Linked DNA regions of Mus musculus: region 1 is linked to region 2. The links are chromatin loops, found by intact Hi-C in ENCODE. Cell type or tissue: left cerebral cortex. All regions are shown on one strand.

Region 1 (2,500 bases), 260 kb before region 2:
TTGCTATCATTGTTCACTGGGTAATACAATTAAAAATATTTGCTTATCCACAGCACAGTGTTTCTAAAAATCTAATACTTGTGGGTAAATTTTAGTTAAATTTTAGACATTTTCGTTGTATTTAAAGTAAGTGTAATAAGAATCGTCCTATTTCTTGTGGATACATAACACTTAAAGCATACATAGAGGAGTGTGTTCATTAACCATAGCAGTTAGCAGGAATTTATGTTCTAGGTGAGGGGAGTAACTTCAAAATGATTAAGGATACCTACGAGATCCCCCACACTTCTTCAGTCAGTCCTGGCAAGTTAGCCTACTGATGTCATTTGAGCCACATCTGAGGTCCATGGTAACATGGGTATAAATCTGCCTACCTTGTGAGGGTGCCACCCAATACATCCTTAAATCCTTTATTCCCTAGGCCCAAGCTTCCTGTGTCCCTGTTCTCTGGCATGTATAGATTTGAGTGCTATGGAGAGGAGCTAAGAGGGGGAGTTCCCTGAGTTATATACGCAAGAGTAAGATTCATTTTAATTTGCATTTTTACAGTCACTGGCTGTATGTAATTTTACAAATTCTTGATTAAAGAAATAATTGCCAGTAAAATCTAAGGGAAAATAATCTACAGATTCCTGTAAACTTCACATAAGAGACTACAGGTATATTATACACACTGAACATGTGTCCATTAACACAAATACTGTAGCTTTGGGAAATACAGATAATATTGTTTTATTAAGTATTATAATATACCACAAATTAACCATGTATTATTATTACACATTACTTATATTCATAACTTAATTATACCATGTGAGATATGTATATATATATATGTATACCCCCCCCACACACATATATATACATACAATGTTTTGCAGATACATATAAAAGCTAAAAGGTAAAATGAAGACTCAGTCACAGTTTACAAAAATTACCTCTAAATAAATTTCACTTTTTTTCTTGCTTTAAAAAAATTCTAAATTTCCTTCTATAAATCAAAAATGGTGTAGTTTAAAAATTCAATAAATGCTATAAAAATCTGTATTCACACTTCACAGTTACAGATTTGCTCAAAGGAAACAGATGGTTGTTAGCCCTGTAACATTCTGTCTCCTAAAATTAGAGCCAGACACTCTGGTGTGATCCATTGCTCAACATGGATTCTAGATTTTAAAATGCCAATAGACAAAACTGCAAATCATGAACCTAATTTGTTGTAGAGGAGGTGGGACTGTCCAGCCCAATCACTTATTTAGTACGTATTGAAGGCAGACAGTGTCCATGCATAGAGAGCAATTTCGATAGAAGACACATCCCCCCTCTCCTGGAGCTTTTGATTCAGTGGAACCTGTATTTATAATAAGCCTGCCTGTATCTAGAGAGGAAACTTCTACCAAAGCAGAGATCCCTCTGCATTCTTCACAGCTGATCTTCTAGGGATCCTCACTGATGTCACATAGCACAGGCAAAATAAATGCTACTTTAGTTGAAAGTGAAGTAATTTCCCAATGACATTCAAACTGATAGAAATCAGTACAGCAGAGATTAGCCTGTTGATAGGCATTAGTCTACATTTTAAAATACATTTCACGTGGTCCTCAAACCCTTAAAGTTTACATTCTCTTCGAAGAAGCAGGATTGGATGTGAGGCATTCAATGACAGCTACAGACAAGGTACACAATTAGCTAAATGGACGAAAAGGTTATTTCTTTCAAGGGCAAGAGGTCACTGGAGACATGCTGCTGAATGTCACTGAAGACCTGGGTCAGAGAAGGATAGGAGTTAATTGGGTAAAACGAGGAGAAAGGACATTGTGAGCAAACAGAAGTCACATGTGCAGTTGCCTTGATGGATAGAGCAGCATGCTCTGTTTCAGCAACCTGCCATTTAGACTGGTGGGAAAAGCAATTTGCAAGCCAGAGCACAGCAGTCCACATCTTTTATTGCAGGAGGTGAGGAAGAGTCGGAAGTTTATAAGAAAGAAGTATTGCAATAGAGCTTTTGGAGAGGAGTGTGTAGGATAGATAACCTCTGGGCAACGAGGGTGTCTCAGAATGACCTAAAGGAAGTCTGGAATGAACAGTTCTGACTCAGAATGGGACATGCTGCCACAAGGTCTTGGGGAATAAAAAGGCTAATTTAACTTCTAATGTCATATGGTCATCCATACACAGGCATCAGTCATTTTCCCTGCCCGGCTTTGCCAAATTAAAGAACAGCTTGAAATGGATTAGTTCAACAGTTCTATCAGATGATTGGAGAAAATGCCTTAGTGGATACCCTGTTGAAGCAATGCTATGACTATGCTTTGTGAAGTGTATCTTTGTATACTGGTGCATGCCTTATCTAGCCCCAAGGCATAATTATAACAGTAACATCAATAATAATTACATCTCATAATCTTTATATCCACAACATTCACTGTAACACTTCAATACCCCGTGACTAAGAAAGTTAACTTGTGATTACCTCCAGGTTTGGAATGATATTATGCTT
Region 2 (2,500 bases):
GAGGGGAAAAAATAATCAGTAACACAAGGTCTACAGCAGGAAAAGATCTAAACACATCTTGCAAACCAGGCCAAGCAAAAAAGTGCAGCAAGAGTTCCTCCCTGTGGAGCTGCAAACAGTGTCTACCCTCTCCTCATTACAGTCTCTTATTGAAGAAAGTCAAGGCAAGAACTGAAGCAAAAATCATAGAGGAGTGTTGACTCAGCTACCTTTCTTATATAACCGAAGGCCACTTGCTGGAGGATAGCACTGCCCAGGATGGACTAAGCCCTCCTATATCAATACCAACCAAGAAAATGCTAATGAAGACAGTGACTGCTTTGCTCAGAGGACAGTTATGTACAACAGAAGGAGAAGGTAGGTGACCCTCTAAATTGGGGACATGACTACAAAGATGCTTCTGGGAAGCTGAGGACATGAGAGGGGCAGCATTGAGTGAGCGAGTAAGTGAGTGAGTGTTACATTTCTAAGTATGTGGCAAAAGGGTGTTCTTTGCTGTGGATTACATGGGTTGAATATTCATTCTTCATACAGGACGCATGCACCTTCACAAAGAACAAAACTGGAGGAAGCAATTCTAACAGAAAGCAAGAGGCGAGGCACAAAGAGAGCATATAAGAAAGAGGGTAGTAGTACAAAAACTAAAACAGAATCAGAATAGAAGCGGACATGCATGGCTTTGATGAGTGGAGCCACTGAAGAACATGGGAGGGGGTGTCTCCCAGGTGATTCTGGGTGCACATGGAAAGAGGATGAAACTCAGTCCCCACCCACAGGGATGCAGAAAGTCTGGAGCCCGTCTTCTAGAAAATAACACTAGACAATGTTCCCATAGCCTTGAAACATGCAGAAGGTCTTTATACAAGTGTGAACTGTGTGAACTAAGGAAGGGAGACAAACAAGTAAGACTACATTGAAAACCAGGGACTTCTGTGTATCAACTGGTGCCTGTTGGAGAATATCAATGCGAGTCAACGAGGAGAAAATACTTACATATAGAAACAACCTACGACTCATGTTCAGAATGTGTTTTTGCAAATGCACAGTTATTTTATATTATAAACACATTAGATTAAGGAATAAAATTGCGTATTTAAATTCTGATAGTAAGAAAGGATGGTTATAAACACAATTTTAAGTTTAGTAAGAGTTTCATGTAGACACTTCACACATGAAGACAAGCCCTCAGAATTTTACCAGTATATTTCTTTTGCCAAACACCCTATTTCATAGTTCAGAAGTTCTACTTACTACAAGGCACTAGCATGTGAGCACTGTTCAGCCAGCTTCTCTGACATTTTGCACTGGACTCTGCCTGTCTACAGAGTGTAAGCTGGTTAGGAATATTTCCTGGCCCTAAGTCAGCTGGTCATGTTCTTCCACTAACAGAGCTGTAGCCTCAACTGTGGGAAAGAAGCTGGCTAACTGGCAGAAATAGGATCATGTCTTTTGAGGAGGTAGGCCACTGGCCTCTTCCAAGGTCCCAATGCCTAGGTTCTCCCAATTACAGGATAGTAGGGGCAGGCTGGCATGGAGCAGGAATTTAACAGATTTGCTCCCTACCTTAAATGTACCCTGGGTTCCTGGGATACAGAGGAATGGAGCACCCTCCTCACTAATCCTTATCCAAGGAAGGACAGGGAATCTTTCCCTTTTCCAAATCAAGAGTTTATTTTTCCAATGTCTGTTTGTTTACAATAAGCACTTGGTCCTTCTCTAGCCTTTCTGGTGATTCTGACTTCTCTCTCTGGAATCTCATTTATCAATCTCCCTGAGCATTGCCATGATTGCTTGGGTCAATCTTTTTGTTCTGCTTTTCTTCCAACTGAAAATCTTTATTGAGCAGTCCTTAATAACTGGGACCTATTCATACCCTCAAACCCTTTTTAACTTCTATAGTTTCTTTCTAATATCTGGGGGCAAATGGCAAAACAAATGCAATATTGGTTGATCACTGGCTTTCTAGCACATCTGGCTCTATGGCAATGAATGCCTGGTGAGCCTCACAGAAGTGTCTAGGAAGGCAGCAGGAGATTCTCAGTAATTTGGAATTACCTCACTCACCTTGAACAGATTGATGGTTTTCTAACAGCTGCCTTCAATCCTCCTAAAAAGATGTAGCAAACTTGCTCAAAGCCTCCTTAACCTCAGTTGGTGCTGGGGACCAAGTCAGGTCAGACAGAAGCAAATCCACTCTATCTGGGCTGCACTGTCCAACAGTGATGCCCTGCACAGCTCAAGGGTAGCTTTCCTACTTGAAAGCCAGATTCTGCCCTATTCCTCTATCAGGAAGACGGGAGCCAGGAGCTGTTGGCACTCAGGTGATGTACATATCTGTGGTGTGAATTAGTCACTTATCACAGTAACGAAACACCAAGGCTACTAGGAGGAAGAAGGTTTAGCTCAAGATTTTGAGGTTCAAGGGCTTGGCCCTGACACTGGCTATAGCAATTGATGGCAGAATACCATGGTCAGGGTTGCTAAGGATCCAGGGAGTGAG

What was found. Hi-C counts contacts between places; a loop is a spot of excess contacts. Peaks named below come from ENCODE experiments on the same cell type or tissue, not always from the same donor. Only the 100,000 strongest peaks of a DNase experiment are listed, where the experiment ranks them.
Region 1: it touches region 2 in a loop (4-fold over the local background); 4 of 42 quality-filtered maps call a loop at or near these places.

What each region holds. Positions count from the first base shown.
Region 1 is chr5:39,324,343-39,326,842 of GRCm38, reverse strand. The region is part of intron 3 of LOC115490181 (a long non-coding RNA gene); the gene reads right to left. Among named protein-coding and RNA genes, the nearest start is that of Gm40292, 18 kb to the right of the region's middle. In left cerebral cortex, no CTCF peak of the experiment used is centred here; a DNase peak (open chromatin) is centred at 1,226; H3K27ac peaks cover 834 bases.
Region 2 is chr5:39,060,590-39,063,089 of GRCm38, reverse strand. No RefSeq gene overlaps it. Among named protein-coding and RNA genes, the nearest start is that of Gm46937, 20 kb to the left of the region's middle. In left cerebral cortex, no CTCF peak of the experiment used is centred here; a DNase peak (open chromatin) is centred at 1,303; H3K27ac peaks cover 581 bases.